Linked DNA regions of Homo sapiens: region 1 is linked to region 2. The links are chromatin loops, found by intact Hi-C in ENCODE. Cell type or tissue: ascending aorta. All regions are shown on one strand. Each heading gives the region's core, and the rest is flanking DNA. Links, peaks and the distances in the headings are about the cores only. Region 1 overlaps NGF (nerve growth factor). Region 2 has its middle 85 kb from the start of LINC01765.

Evidence for each region. A loop is a pair of places that touch in the nucleus more often than their neighbours do. Peaks named below come from ENCODE experiments on the same cell type or tissue, not always from the same donor. Only the 100,000 strongest peaks of a DNase experiment are listed, where the experiment ranks them.
Region 1: a loop joins it to region 2, with 4 times the contacts of the local background. A loop is called at or near these places in 7 of 110 quality-filtered maps.

What each region holds. Positions count from the first base shown.
Region 1 is chr1:115,329,654-115,337,986 of GRCh38, reverse strand. The region is part of intron 1 of NGF (nerve growth factor); the gene reads left to right. The region is part of intron 1 of NGF-AS1 (NGF antisense RNA 1); the gene reads right to left. Among named protein-coding and RNA genes, the nearest start is that of NGF, 4.4 kb to the left of the region's middle. In ascending aorta, for the core only: a CTCF peak has its summit at 7,372; DNase peaks (open chromatin) are centred at 200, 4,656 and 7,296; H3K4me3 peaks cover 2,427 bases; H3K27ac peaks cover 8,000 bases.
Region 2 is chr1:115,180,517-115,188,849 of GRCh38, reverse strand. No RefSeq gene overlaps it. Among named protein-coding and RNA genes, the nearest start is that of LINC01765, 85 kb to the right of the region's middle. In ascending aorta, for the core only: no CTCF peak of the experiment used is centred there; DNase peaks (open chromatin) are centred at 3,749 and 4,219; H3K4me3 peaks cover 1,888 bases; H3K27ac peaks cover 5,549 bases.

The sequences.
Region 1 (8,333 bases), core at 191-8,190, 150 kb before region 2:
AGCGTTAGTTCTGGTCGTGGAGTCCCTAGTCCCAGGATGGCCTGCAGTCCAGGGAGCAGCCCTGGCGCCTGCAGAAGCCCACGGCCATGCCAGGGTCTAGCTCGAGGGCTAGAAGTGGATAACGCGCAAGTGAGGGAGAGCGAATGGGCGCGGAGAGGGATGCGCCGGCAGCTGGCGCGCCAGGGCGGGAGGAGTGGCGGCCAGCACCGCGGGGGGAGCGCAGAGCGCGCTGGCTGAGGTGAGCGCCGAGTAGGGAAAGTGCTGCGCGGCCCCCAGGTAGGGGGAGGAGCGGAACGGGGCGCGCTAGACCTGGGGCAGTTCCCTCAGCGCGTCTCGGAAGGGCTGGGAGTCGTGACTGAGGGCCCCGGGGGTTAACGCAGGAAGTCTGCGAGCCAACGCCGGGGTCCGTCCGGCGTACCGGGGCCCTCCACGGAGCCGCGTTGGACAACCTCAGGTAGAGGTCGCCAAGGTTCAGCCCTGCCACTTGGGTCACACGCTTCATCTCCAGCTGTCTGCTGCCAGGTGTGGGAGAAGCGGGCGTGGAAGGTTAGGGCGGGGAGCGCCTTGAGTTCAGGCGAGGAGGATCTAGGGGAGGGAGAGAGGACTCAGGGGTCAGGGAGCTGCAACTTTGAGCCAGCAGAAACAAGCAGCTTAGCTCCCTCTAATTACAAACCTCCTTCTAAAAAAAAAAAAAAAAAAAAAAAAAAAAAAAAAAAAAACAAAAACAAAACAAAAAAAATTTCGAGATTCTTAAGGAAGGTGTTTCGTGCTTGAACTTTTTCTTCTCTTGTGATTTGAGAGATTAAAAAAGAGCCTGCTTGCTAGGCTGGTTTTTCCAAGTTGTTCCAGGTTGGAAGTTGTAACAGTTCGAAGGATAATTTATGAGTGTTTCATGCATTAAAGTGTATTACAGCAAAGCCTTTTGGGTGCTGTGGGTATTAAGGAAAACTTAGTGCACGTTCCCAGCTGGAAACCAAAATAGTGCTCTCCTGGGTGCCTCTGCCCCATCTGTCATCCAAGGCCAATGGAAATCCTGTAGAAAAGTCACTTGATTAATTGTTCTGGCTCCATCCTCTGGGCACACCCACTGCCAGTGCCAGTCCCCTCCTCCCCAATCCATGCACAGCCAGCTGCACTCTGCAAATGCAGAAATGACAGTGGAGACCCCATCAGTAACTTCTCTCCAGGGTCCTCAAACTCTTGAAGCCGTCAGTTAAGTCTGCTGGAAGGGAATCTTTCCCCTTCTCGAGGCAGTGCAGAAGGGCAGCAGCCATTGGCCCCTGCCAGCCCTTCTTATCCTGTGTTTACAGTTTCCTCCTGAATGTCTGAAACTTTCTCCCTCTGCAGAGTCACAGAAGAAAGAAGAAAGGCTGTATCAAACCTGATGGGTCTCTTTTGTTGAATAAGTCATACGTCAACCTGAGCAACCCAAATGTCAATTCATGATGGGCAGTGTTTCCAGAGGGTCAGAGGAGACAGGCGGGTCTGGGGGCTGAGACTGGCCTAGCTGGAATTGACTCACACAGAAAGTGAACATTCCTCTTGTTGAAGGGGGATAGGGTTAATGCCACATGTTGCCAAACTCCTACCCCACTCTTTCCCCAACATCTTTATGCAGGTGAAGGGAAAAAGGAAGCACCAAAAATGGGAAGCCAAGATCACTGGGGCATGAGAACACTAATTTGACAGAAGTATAGGAGCACCTCAGAGGATTTTAGAACCAGCTGCTGGCACCACTGCATTTCCAACAGCAGCCCAGGCCCACCAGAGAAATGAACTGGGCCCACTCAGGGCAGTCATCCCGGTATTGGTGACTCTTTCCCTACTTTTAACCTGTACCAAGGAATGAGGTTCTTGCCTTCTCCTATTGCCCACCCCACAACTCTCCTGCCCCAAGGGCCAGTGGGAGCAAGGAATGAGGCTTCACACTCTCATTCTCTTTCAGGGAGAAATCTGTGCCTTGGACAAGAAGGGGGCCCTGGTTGCCGACATCAGCAGGGAGAGTAGGGTAGGGCAGGGCAGGGCTGGAGCCCGAGGGAAGTTTCTCATCATTACCGAGAATAAACTGATGAAAAAAATCACACAACTTTACTTTTTAAAGAGTGCTGAGCACTCCTGCTGCTCATTGATGGAGTGCTTTACTGCAGTACCCTGCATCAGAGCAGCAGGGAAACTACACAGAGATTCAGCCACTGCTCTTCTCTACTGGGCATGGAGTAGGGCCAAGGCCCAGATCCCCAAGCAGATGTCAGTGCCAGACCTGGGAGCAGAGGCCCAGCCATTTACCTTTTCCAAGTAAGAACTTTCACTGACTTCAGAGTCTAGAGCAAGCCTTAAGAGACCTTTGCTGGCAGCAAATTCTCTGATCTCAGGAAGCAGTGGAAGGTTTGCTGACGGCTTGCATAAAATCTCTGGATATCTGTGTGCAAACAACCCATGCTCCCAGAAAACACCTTTCTGTGACACAGAAAGAGTTCCTGTGTGTTTCTTTCACTAGCTGATCTCACAAACCATCAGCTCTCAGGCTTAGCCAGTTCTGAGAAATCACTTCTGTGGTGGACCATTTTGAGAAAACAGTGTACACTGGCATTGGGTAAATAAATGAGGATGAAAGACCCTTCCCCAATCCATTCCCATGAGACATCGCTTGATAACAGTGGGAAAATAGTTAAGATCCTAACTCCAAATAGCAGTAAGGCCAGGATGATCCTGAGGCTGATATGTGAATGGAGAAACTGAGGCTTTGGGGTCCTCGGTCTTTTATTAGGCTGTGCAGAAGCATAGAAACGTCACTATTTGAGCCGAGGAGAATAAACCTTCAGCCACAAAGTTTAGTGAAGACCAGAAGAATGAAAACATGCAATGGAGAAGACTTTCTGGTGGTTCGTGATGTTTTCATTGCTCCTCTCTGGGCTACTTTACATGCTTTTGAGGCCTCAGACTAGGACACAGTAGGAATCAGATTAAAATGTTAGGATGATCCCTTGATATTCTTCTCCTATATTTTGGGTAAACTTCCTGTTACAGTTTCCTCACTTGTGAGAAAGGAAGGGAAGTAGCTTTGTGACCTTGAGCAAGTCGCTAAGCTTCTCAGGCCTCACTTTCCCAACTCATTAGGCAAGTATATTGGATTTATATTGTTTCTGAATGGAGCTGTCAGCATTTTGGGACAATTCTTGGTTAAGTGTGACCAATCTGCACAGTGCAGATAGTTTAGTATTCCTGCCTCACCTCCTAAATGTCAGAAGTCATAGTGACAACCTCAAATGCCCCTCATAAAGGGCTAAGTGTATTCAAAGATAATGCTGCTCCCAGTTGAGAAGTCTTTTGGAAATTACCAATAAGGGCCCTATTGTTGGGGTTTCTGTGGTTAATCATCAAACTGGGGCTCCAGAAGTCAATTCCTGGGCTTCATCCTCCAAGAGCCAGCAAATCAGACTCTAGGCCACCATCGGCAGGGACCTCAGTGCTGTAGTCCCACCAAGTGTCATCCTTTGCCTTTTGTGAGTGAAGTGGACTACAAATGACCCATGGGAAAAGAAAATCAGAAAGAGTAAGGTGAAGGGACAGGTGCTATTAGAGCATGGCAGCTTCCTACTCTGCCATATGTTATTAAAAACACAGGCAGACTGCATGCCTGTGGAGTCTGCAGCACTGGGAGGAAATCCTTCCCTCCTTTGCTAAGTGGATCACACTCTGGCATCAGGAGGTTCCTTCCCTGAAGCAGAAGCCCCCAACACTGACCGCACTTAATACAACATGAGTGCACATTGACATCGAATTAATACAACTGTGCCCAAGCTGTGAAAATAAATGAGAATTGATAACGTGACATTTCCTTGAAAAAAAGTAGGCTAGCAACACTACACTCGAGGGATGGTGCTTGTGGCACTGGGTTTATTCTCAAGTAGAATAGCTCATTATTCTCACCTCTGCTTCAAGGTCTCATTGGGGGACAGAAAATAGAACTATTTGTTTATTTATAGTACCTAGGGTTAAAATGAATAATGTCTTCAGAGGGTAGGAGGGTATTATAGGAACACATGCTTTCTACTCATGCCCAACTCATTACAAGTAGGAGTGAAAAGGAACTGCAGAGCTTGGCGCTGATTTCAAATGAGGGAAAAAAAAGAAAGAAAAGAAAAGAAAGAGAGAGAGAAGAGAGAAAGAAAGAAAAAGAGAAAGAAAGAAAGAAAAGAAAGGAAGGAATGAAGAAAGAGAGAGAGGGGGGAGGGAGGAAGGAAGAAAGAAAGAAAGAAGGAAAGAAAGAAAAGAAAGAAAGAAAGAAAGAAAGAAAGAAAGAAAGAAAGAAAGAAAGAAAGAAAGAAAGAGAAAGAAAGAAAGTCTTAAGGAGCTCCCTCCCCAAATGAGGTTGATCTGATGATGAAATCTGTCAGGTGGAACTAGCAACAATGCTTTTGAATTGCCTAAGACTGTAGCCAACGCATTCACGTGCGGGAAGTCTTTTTTTTTTTTTTTTTTTTTTTAGTAGTACTATTAGTCAGAGTCAGACAGTCAGGATTTCCCTGAAAATCCACCACTGGGCTAAGCAGATTGAGATGTTTTGGCACTTTTGGCACCGCCTGTGGTGGCTTCTGCAGGTGGAGAGCCCTGCGAATGAAAGAAGCTGGCTATGAAATCAGTGGGAATGAACCACCCAAGTTTCACACAGAAGCCCTTCCACATTGGGCAATTTCAATCCACTACTACAGGAACAGTTTCCCAATAACCACGAAGTATTTGTTGTCAGTACAGATGGGCTGATTTTCCCATTTCCTTTGGCTGCTCCTTCAGTAGTCAGAGTTGGTGGTATAGGTCACCTCCCCTCTGTGTGCAGTTGCTAAGTGAGCCCAGGGAGGATGGTCTCAAGAGCTCAGCCCTTGCCCAGGTTAGGGGGTGGGGGAGACTGTCCTGACTTCAGTTCTTCATCATTACAGATGGATTACAACCCTCATTAGTAATGGAGTGACTTGCATGTCTCACTTGCTCAGTCTAGTGAAATGCCAACCCATTTTTGGATCTGAGCAGACCTGGCTGAGAGGTCAACGATTGAGGTACTGCCTCATCACTATGGATATGTATTGAACCCCCATTGTGTATGAGTGATGCCAAGTGGGACAGGCTCCCTTTGGATTATGGAGAACACTTTCAGAAAAAGAAGTCACACTGTTTCTAGCTGCCTGAGAGGTGCTGGACTAGATAAGCAGGGGGAAGGACGGGGTACTCCAGGAAAGTGGAGACATAGGAGGGCCTCTCCTGTCCCTAAGTTTTCTCATCTGTAAGACAAAGATATTAGTAGTAGCTATGCTGTCATCTGGCTGTTGTGCACATTAAGTGGGAAGGCATAGGCAAAACAGCAGCACAGGCCTGGCATGAGGGGGGCACCAACGAACATGAGCTTCCTCCCCTCACGTTCTCCCTTGGAAGGGCTGATCTGAGGGGAGCCCCCACTTCATAGTTGTTTTTTTTTAATTTCAGGTAGGATAACATCTTTTTTGTATGTTTTTAATGTATCTGTGCATATATAGCTTTTCTGTTTTGGGAGGAGAAATCTTTTTGGTTGCATTGAAGACTTCTCTAGGAATTTACTCACTGATATTTTGACCTTCTGTAGTTAACATTCTCATTTTGATAGAATTTTAACCAAACATTTCATCTTGCGATTTATCTTCGCCTTGTAATGTCTGGGTAAGAGAAGACTCACGGAGGTTCTCCTGTAATTTTCTTTCAGAGGCAAACTTCTCCTCAGACTCTTATTTCAGAAATGTTATGCAATGCTCTCTAAATAAGGCATTTCTTGAGAATGACCATGTTTGCTTGCAGCTTTAAGAATGTTTTGCTTCCTTACTCCACGTAACAACTCCTCTGTGTCTTTAGGATTTTAAATGTCTTAGGAATTCTTCAAGTTTACAAGAAAAGAAAGAGAAAGTGAATTTTGCTATGGCAGTGGGGCATTTCTGCTCTCCCAGACCAAGAGCCAAGGGTTAAGCAGCTGTTGCTGAATTACATAGAACCTGTGGTTAAAGGGGAAGATTGTCCTCGCCCCACAGGGGAGGGGGCCCACCATGTATGAGGCTACTGGATAGATTTTCTTCTCTCAATTAGCATCCTTATTAATATGCTACCTGGGACACTGGGCACTCTGGGGACTCAAAATAAATATAAATCATGATCCTGCCCCAAGGAGCTTGCTCAGGAGTCATAACTAAAAGGCTTAGTGGCTCATGAGAGAATATAAATGAGCTGAGGCCAGAGATTGCTGGGGCTGTGAAAAACTAGAGAGGCTATGCCTCATTGTTAAGGGACAGGCCAACCATTGCTGTAAAGGATTATAGGTCCAATACAGATCTCTTCAAGAACTTTTCAAGAAAAGCCAAAACTTTGAGACTGAAAAGCCAAAACTCTGAAATTTCTTCACTTTCCACACATGGGTACAGACCAAACAAAATTTGTCTGCAGGCTTTTTAATCTTCTTATGTGAATTAACACATGGAGCAATTGCAAGCAGTATCAAAACTGGAACTAGTGGAAGTACTAATTCTGTGAATATATGACCTCCAAGAGGGACAGGTCTGGATGTCAAGAAGGCTTTCAGGGAGGCTCCTCGGAGGGCAGTGAGGGGCTGTCCCATAGGCAGGTAGGATTTTACAGGAGTCCTGGCACACAGATAGAACTGGATTTAGGTCCAAGTTCACTTCTCATTAGCTCTGTGAGCACATTACTTAACCCCTGTAAGCCTCAGTTTCTTCATCTGTAAAAGGGAATCATGATGCCAACTGATTTTTGAGGGCAATTGTGAAGGGGAAAGGAGAGAGTGCTGGAAAGTTCTTACCTCAGAGTCTGGAATATAGCCAATGCCCAGTAAGCTGAGGCCCCTTCCCGATGTGGACCCCCTCATTGACATTGCAGACAATTGCTTTTCAAGGATTTTGAATTGCTTTTTCTGCCCCAGGAAAAGCACAGGAGGTCTGGGTTATTTTTCTCCTCTGCTGCCCTCTTCTTGCTTCTCCCCGAGGCCTGTGGCTGCTTGCCCAGTTGCCCTTTGTCAGAATCCCACCCTTTAAAAGCCTGACCTGGGCCACAGCAGAAATCACAACCCTACTCAGTAAGGAGAAGTACTCCAGGAGGCTGTATAGACACGCACGGCAAATATTTAAGGAATTCTTAGGAATAAAAAAAATTCGTAAATCTGGATTTTTGCATGAGGCCATCACAGGAACATGTTTTCTCAATTAGCGTGCACATTGCTTGGAGTGAAGTCACCGAGTCCACAGCCCATCAGGGCTGACTCGAGCTGAGCCACCTGATCAGACTTCACTTTCCATGACCTAAATGTGATTCAACCAACCTGCCACTGCCCCTAGCTGCTGAAACAAAATCATCCCTGAAATCCCAAACCAGGGTGGAGATGTACATGCTCCTCTGAAAAGCAATCTAATTTCAGATCCTGGTTGTATTCACCCCAAATTGAGAAAGACAGCACTACTCTGGAGGGTGGATTGATAGAGTCACCACAACACCTTGCATGTTTCTTTTCTTTTACCATTTATTGTTAGATGGCGACTGTGTGTAGCCTTTCAGAACAGATGACTTCTTTAGGTTCTGAAAACAGAGAAAATAGTTTCTTTTGCTAAAGCATACATCAATTGCCTAAAATATTAGCAGTCAGTGCCTGAGATGAGTGATTATATATTCTGGATGGTTTCCTGGACTGACTCTTTTCCAAGCAAATGGCTTTGTCAGATATTTGTAATTTCTGAAATATTTTATTAATGATGTCCTCTTGCCAGAGGGATGGTCCAGAGTACACAATTAGCTGCATGCCTCAGAAGCGAGATGCTGCCCAGCATCCACTAAGATCAAGCAGGAGTTCAAGGACACTTCTAATCAACTGCCATAGAGCAGAGAACAGAAAATGTTTTTACAAGTTGAAGGCCGGGTGTGTGGCCCATGCCTGTAATCCCAGCACTTAGGGGGCTGAGGCGGGAGGATCACTTGAGGACAGGAGTTTAAGGCCATCCTGAGCAACAAAGTGAGACCCCATCTGTACAAAAATAAAAATAAAAAAATTAGCCAGGCATGGTGACATACACCTGTAAGTCCTAGCTACTAAGCAGATTAAGGTGGGAGAATCACTTGAGCCCAGAAGGTTGAGGCTGCAGTGAGCCATGATCATGCCACTGCACTCTAGCCTGGGCAAGATAAGTGAGACCCTGCCTCCAAAAAAAAAAAAAAAAAAAAAGAAAGAAAGAAAAAAGAAAACAAAATACAGGTTGTGAAATCAACTTAGTGTGCAACTCTCATTAGGGAAAAAAATGAAAGAGCATAGAGTA
Region 2 (8,333 bases), core at 309-8,308:
GCTGGGATGGCCCCCCCTCTGCCTGTCAGTCTGTCCTGGGAACCACAGCCAGTCCTGGCCTCCTGTTTTCAGCTGGCAGTCAGGGGTCAGTAGATTGACCCAAGTTGCTAAATGGCATCAAGTTTTTGCTCATGCCTAAATTCTCTTTCTTCTTTTAACCAGACTAAGCCCTAAGAGATGCCAGGGAAAATGTGTTCCAAAGGAATCCTTTAGCAGCCATAATGAAAGTAGAAAGGCCTTCAGTCTAGGAGAAATCTAGATTGAAAACCCAGTTTCATGAGAATCTCACAGTGCAAAATCATTTCTTCCTCATTTAAATAACAATAATACCCAGTACTTCTATACTGCTCAATATGTGCCCAGCACTGTTCTATATATTTGATATGTTTTAATCCACTTAATTCTCACAACAACCATGTGAGGAAGGTTCTAGCATTGCCCCTGCTTTACAGATGAGAAAACTGAGGCAAAGAGAGGTTAAATCACCTGTCCAACAAGTAATTGACAGAGCCAAGATTTGAACCCAGACAGTCTGGCTCCAGAGCCTGGACACTTAACCACTGTTCCTTACCACCCCCTAAGAATAACAACGTCCCGCCAACACAGAAAGAACAGGTGTGTGTACATGTGAGTGTGGGTGTGCAGGGGAGGAGCGGGAAAGCTATTTTAATGAGGTGAGAGATTTGTTGATGAATAGGATGACAGTAGATCTTAAGACAGAAGATGATTCCAGGCTATAGTGGGTTAGGAAGTCCTCATGAAGGAAGTCCATCCACCTGATGGAGGGCACCCAGAGGAGTGAAGAAAATCAATATGGGAAAAGGAATTTCAGCAGAAAACACTTAGCACACAATAGGCTCATGCATTCAATGCAGCAGGTGTTTATTGAGTACCTAGTATGTGCCAGGCCCCATTCCAGACATTGTTGAATCAGCAGGCACCTTCCCACCTTCATGGAGCTTACAGTCTAGTAGGGGAGATGGACAAAGAGAAAGCCAATGAATGAATAACACAGCTAGAAAAGTGATGGCTGAATGAAGGAAGGAGCTGAGGAGAGATGACTAGGTGATAGGAAGGCCTGTCTGTGGAAGGAACATCTCAGGTGAGGCAAGAAAGAGCTGAGTGGGTGTGAGATGCTGGAAGAGCAGCAAATCCTTCTGGAAGAGGAGCACACTAGACAGGGAAGAGGTGACAGGGCCCCAGAGCCAGACAGTCCTGGTCACAGCAGCCTCTGGAGGCCACCAGAAGGAGTTTGGATCTCATTCTAAGGGGAGTGCAGAGACACTGGGGGCTTTCTGCAGGAAAAAGACACCCCAATTTATGTTTAAGAAAAGATCTCTGACTCACTATGGGGAGAACAGCTTGCAGGGATGTAGCCAGGAGGGTACTGCTGTCATCCAGGCAGGAGAAGGTGGTGGCCCAGAGAGGTGGTGGTGGTCAAGGCAGAGAGCAGAGGCATTTGGGAGATATTTTAGAGATAGAATCCACAGGTGCTCATACCTTTGTTTCTACCACCGTTGGGAAACAGTTTTTATAGGCGGCCACAGAGTTTAGAGCTCAAGCAGATGACTTGATGAAATGATTTGCCAAGCAACAATCCAAAAGAAGAGGGCAGGAAACGTTACGCACCCCCACCCAGAAGGAAGACAGACAGACACAAAGGGATGCTTCGTCTTCCTGGAAGCAATGGTCCCCAGGCTGCCCTCCAGGTACACACAACTCTGAAGGACAGATGCAAGAGAGAGCCAAGTTCTCAAAGGCACTTTTGAATGAGCTTGAATTTAGGGCAGTGATCCAAACAAGAACAATACACGTTCTGTGGAAAGCAGAGCATGATCCCCACTGGGCACTTGAAGGCAGCCATGGTAACTGAGAGCGTCCTGGCATATGGGCTCACTGGGGAGACCCCAAGTAGCTCCCAGACCTAGGGAGTAGAGATGGCCTTCTGCAGAGGGCAACAGAAGGGAAGAGCTCACAGAGGCTCAGAGAGGGAGAGGGAAACACAAGTCAGAGAGTCCACGTTTGCAGCTGCGGAATCATAGCCAAGGACAACGTCTGTTAGAATTGGCATAAAATTGCCATTGGTCTTGAAATTCTTAGTATTATATTTCAATTTAATAGATTTTTTCCTTTTAAATAAAACCAGTAGTGTTCTAATCAGTTATTTTGCTAGCTTCCTAATCTTACTCCTTCATTTATTTATTTAGTACCTGGTTATTGGCACAACATTCTAGACCAGGGCTTCTCAAACTTCAACATGCACATGGATCACCTGGCTCTCTGGTTAAAATGCAGATTCTGGTTCAGTAGCTGTGGGGTGGGGCCTGATATTTTGCATTTTTAATTAGTTATCCGGTGATGCTGATGGTCATTGACCCCCACTTCAAGTAGGGAGGCTTTAGTCCAATTAGACATTCCTTTCACCTGACCTTTGGTCCACTTCTCACTCCACTTTGAAGTTAAAATAAAATGTGTTCCTTCATTATTTGAGTACCTACTAGATACAAGGCAATGGATTAAGTGTTGGGCAAGAAGAGAGATAATACAAATGCATATGATACCATGTTGCCTTTAAGGAATGACCATCTAGTTGGAGGTGGAGAGAGAGATGGGTACTAATATGAAGTCTGAGGCTTACACTCTGCCAGGCCTCTCATTGCAGTAGAATTACAGTTTATGCATTGCCCCACTTAATCTTCACTATCATCCTGAAATAAGAGTGGCTCTATCTTACAGAGAAGGAAAGCCAGACAAGGAAAATTTCACTAGACTTCTCAAGCTCACACGGCCACTGAAAAGTTGGATTTTGGTTCAAATTTGAGTCTGTCTGGCTCTAAAGCTCAAACTCTCTTCATCAAGCCATACTGAGGACATAGACAAATGTAAATGCCCCCAAGCTTTGCATTTTATGTGATATGTGCAAAATGAGAAGTACAAACAGCTTGCTGGAGGCAGTCGGGGTAGGGGGGTGGGAGGTGACCCCACTGTAGACTCAGTGGGGAACTACAGTATAGTTGTATATTATAGTTATATACTATATACTATATTTGTATACTATAGCTATATACTATAGTATATAGCATATATACTATATATAGTATATGGAACTATAGTATATTTACTAAATTTGACTGGTTTACCAGAAAACAGCAGCAGTGAAGACATCATGTTGAAAATGTATTTTTTCAACATTGCAGAAAAGAGACAGGTTTTCTTGTTTGTTCATAAATTCTCCTTTTATGGACTCAGTTCCACAGTCCAGGAAGCCACTTGCCCAGCCAAGAGATGTTGGCGTCTCTGGCTCAGGGCTCCAGAGCCAGACAAAATGCTAACAGGCATTTTGTCTGCAAACACCCAGAGTAAGCGCTGCCCATCCTAGGAGCAATCTTCGGTTACATGTCTACCTTAAGCCAAGCAGAGAGCAGAGCACAGCCTGGAAACCCAGGATGTGAGAGCATTCATTACCCTGCATTATTTGGCCAAAAACCTACACGGGCATGTGCACACACCCCTCACAGAGAGGTTCTCTTCCCCTGTCACCATGGCTTTTCAGAGCCCCTGCCTCTCAGCATCGCCCTCCCACATTAGCCACACAGCTGGCTCCCTCACGGTCCGCCAGCTACTCCCTGGATTGTCCACTAACTAGGAGCCCATGTGGCAGTGTGTCTGGGATTCAGAAATGACTCCACTTTTTCTGCCACTGAGTCATTGTTATTGGGACAGAGATGGGAAGACCAAACCTATGAAAGTGAAACTAGTCTCTGTCTGAGGGCCACTCCTTACACTGCCATACTGGGAGAAGCAGGGCGGGAGGTCCACCTCAGGCTCCAGTGTGCCTGGATGGTGGCGAAATGTTCCATTTCATATTTAGAACAGAAAGGCAGTCTGTCATTAAGCACTGAAATACCTGGAAATCAGGCCCTCCCCAAAACCTAAGAGAAGGCTTTAGTCACACTCTCCTTTCCTCAGCACTGACGTGTGCTTTCTATTTCCTGCACAGCACACAGTAAACTGAAGCATGCTAATTAGAAAAAAGGACCCCGTCAACATTTCCAGGCAGGTGTCACTTCCCAAAAGCATAGAGCAGCTTCATCTCCATACCTGTCACTACTCCTAATCTCATTCACCTCCAGAAACCCCTCCAGGCCACAAAAGCAAAGGGCAGTTTGTGAGTAGGTGTTTCTCCTTTGGCCCCAAGAATGGGGACTCACAGAGCTATTTTTGTGCAGTCACACACATGCCCAGCAGCCAATGGTACATTTTGTCATTAAGTAGATATGAGAGGGAACTGAAGGCACCAGTATTTCTTTTGCCAAGCATTGTGGAGAGGGTTTCTGGAACCGCTGAAATTCCATTTCTCTCTTCCAGCTGCTGACTATAGGGGCAGCACTCAGTGTCCAAGGATGACACTTTAATACAAATTGAACCTCTGCCATAATGAAACGAGCTGGGTTTTAGGGGTGATTTGTTTAAAAGCCACATCATAAATCAGCTGTCAGTTTTTCTTTCTTCCAAGTCTGGCAGGCTCACCTTTACACTGAATTAATCGCATCTGAAACTTGACCTTCCAGCCCTGAAGCCTGCTGGAAACAACATGTGCTCTACAACTTTCAGTCGAAGCAGCAAGAACTTAAATTGTTCCACATTTTTAATAAATGGGCCTGGAATCCACGGGGCGACTCCCATTGACCTAGTTGCTCAACATATTGATCAAATGAAAAGGATAGAGTCATGTTTGCAATGACCAGATTTAGAAGATCATTTACTGACACTGGCAGGACCAAGCATGGACAAAACTGATTCATGATCTTAAGCACAATGAGAGTGAGTCCCAGCCTGAAGAAAAGCCCAGAAACATTACATTCATTGCCAATAACAGCTTGACTGGGTAGGGGGTGGGGAGTGGGGATAAGTGGAAGTGAAGAGAGGAAGGAGGGAAGGCATGCAGGAGCACCCGCCAGGGAGGGGAAGTTAGCTGAAGCCTTCTCAAAGGAGCCGGGGCTCTGGGACTCCTTCCAGCTTCTTGCTCCTCTGATGCTAAAAAGCGAAATTTGATTGCTCGGGAAAAAGTAACTTCGGAGCTGGTTGTCACAGGGCCTAGGAGTTCATGCTGTAAGTTGGCCCTAATAAGAAGCCCCCGGCACTGTGCTAACCACTGGACTTAATGATAACACAGATAAGGGCCTTGCAATCTTGGGGGAAGAAAACATGAAAATCGATTTTGGTTTTTAATATGATGAATGGCTGCTACAGGCCTGTACTAGATTCAGGGATACAATAGGGAGAAAGATACACAGCCCCTTCCCCACAAGATACTTACAGTCGAGCTGGGGAGATGGATATAAAACACAAAGCGTGATGGGGTTTGTGGGAAGGCTTCACGGGAGCCCATAAGAAGACCCCAGGCTTGGGAGCACAGGGACTTCTTACCAGGAGAAGGATGTTTAACTGGTTTTTTTGAGGATGGGCAGCAGTTCACCACATGGGGCTGCGGGGCCAAGGAAATTGGGGTCAGAGGAGGGCGCCAGTGTCACACACAGAGGGACTAGGTATGAAAGCTCAGAGGGAAGGGAAGGCCTAGTGCACCTGTGAAACTAAGAGGACACAGTAAGACTGGGGCATAGAATTCGGCAGCTGAGGGGGTCAGAGATAAAGCTGGACAGCCAGCAGAGCCACCTGGACCACACATGGCAGGAATTTAAATAGAGGGGTGCACAGATGAGGGAGTGATGGAACTTACTGAGGGTGGCTGGAAAACGCTTTGACCAAAATAAAAGCCTCTTAAAGGATGATTAGGGACTTACCAGAAGAAGCGAGGCCATTCCAGGCAGAGGAAACAATATATGCAAAGGTATTTTGGCACTTTGAAAATTAACCCTATTCTCTCTCCTATCCCGAGTAGGGTCCAAGATGAGCAACACACCCTCTACCAGACTCTCCTCTGTAAAGTCATATCAAGGCTCAAGATTGTGAAGCTTCAACCTCCAAAAAGAGTGGAGGGAACCAAGAATAAGCAACGCTTGCTACATAGACCAGGGACCCTCCTGCTAAGGAAGGCCTGCGTTCCAAAACCAGAAACATAACCCAGCCAATTGGAAAAACTTTGGAGGAACCAGGAAAATTATCACCTCCTAGGGGAGGTTCCTGTAAGCATCTATTGCTTATCGTTAATAATGTAGAAATACCCTCAAAACAAGGATTTCAGAAATTATGCCAACTCAGTAAGCAACACCTACCATATGCCAGGCCCTGAACGGTAAGTGCTCCACAAGCACCATCCCATCAATCCTCTAGTCACCCCCATGACACGTAAGTGTTCCCATTACTTTCCGGATGAGTAAGCTGAAGTTAAATACCATGCCCAATGTCTCAGATGGTTGGTAAATGGCAGCTGGGGGAAGGACCAGGACTCTGTGAGCCACACTTCCCCACACTGTGCCCTGCTGTTCCCCTAGGTGATAACCACTCTCCCTGATGCCGCTGAGGAAAATAACATGGACAACAGCAAGAGAAAAATTATTTTTTATTAAACAATTTTTTATTTAAAAAATATTTTTTAATAATTATTTTTAAAAATAATTATTTAAATATATTTTTAAATAATTATTTTTTAAAAATATTTAAATAATAAATTTAAATATAATTTAATTATTTAATTTAAATTAAATTATTTAAATACATTATATTTAAATAATTGTTTTAAAATATCTATCTAAATATATTATTTTTAAAAATATTTTTTATCTTAAAAAATTTTTATTTAAAACAATTATTTTTTGTTATTTATTATTTATGGTACACAAATACGTGTGTACCAAAGCGATGACTGTGAGGTTTACCTGAAGTTAAAGTCTTTACCCTTCTCGGGCAACAACTGGCAGCCAAATCTCCTCAGCTTCCTAAAGATAAAGCTATCTTTTCCAGGAGGCATCCAGACCATCTTACGTGGGAGGCCCCTTCATATACCTTTTCTTGAGTGATCCCCAATGTTCCCATATTACAGGTAGGGAAGTCAAGATTTGGAGCTAAGTATCTTTTCCAAGGTCTCACTACTATTAAAGCGGTGGAGCCAGGACTCAACCTAGGAGCTATCTGACTTTAGGAACTAAATCTTTCCATAACATCACACCTCATCACAGCATAGTCCAAAGGGAATCAAGCATGTTCACAGGAGGAGACACTTTGAAGCCAGTGGAAGAAAGCTAAGGACTCATTTTGCAAGGCCTCTCACAAAGAAAAAATGTACTTTACAAGAATGCTGACATATCTATTCTGCCAAATACAGGTTCTTGTGGGGTGGAGGGGAACTAACTGACAGTTATCAATGCCAAAAGAGAGAGAAAGGCCATCTGCAGATGAATACAATGCTTGCTCTGCCCGCCAAACTTACAGTTAAACTTTCCACTCTTAGATGCCATTGTTAGAAAGTAATTCTTACGCTGCGGATTCTTCATAAGACTACACAAATAAAGGACGGGGGAGGATGGGTCCCAAGGGCCTAGAATGGAATAATGAGATAGGTTACTTGGAGAGGAGGGCCAGAGGATGGGGAAGGAGTAGCCCATCTGTGTGGACTTGTAAGATGAAAGCTTTGTTGTATTTTATCCCAAATTTATAGACTCTCAAGCTGCCTGTAATCCTGTTCAGAGTACTGAGAGGTGATGTCAGAGAAAGAGCACTGGGTAGAACAGGGACCTGTGTTCCAGTCTCGGTCTTGCCACCATTTCAGGAAAGTCACAGAAGCTCCTCTATCTCTCATTTTCTTTGCCTATTACCTGAGGAAATTGGATTAAATGAGCTCTGAGACCCCTCCAGCTCAAAAGCATGTGATCATAATTCTAGCACCCTTCTCTCATCACATTCTTGGAATAGGCAGCAGAGGTGGGGCTCATCTAAAAGAGTAGCCCACTAAACCAGGACCATGAGGAGATATTATTAAAGGGCTTGGAGCCTGATGAGAAATCATATCTATATCACAGCCTTGCCGCAATCCATCCTTCAGTCCATCACAAGCCCTGGTCACTCGGCCCCCACAATACTGAGTTCTCTACTTTTATTGAATCTGCACCCACACACTGTTATCTAGATCTTGTCCCTTCCTTCTGCTGCCAGCCTGTACCTGCTGTGCTCCGATGAGGTTTGGGGTCTTGGAAAGTCAAAAGATGAAGAACCCCTGATCTCAAAATGAGGATGCTCCCAAGAGGGCAGAGAACTCACCCTAGGGTTGGAACAATATGTACAAGTCATTAAGAGCAGCAGGTTTTAGGGTGAAACAGAACTGCCTCTTAAAAGCTTAAAAGCTGTGGGATCTTAGGCAACTTTTCTGAGCCTAA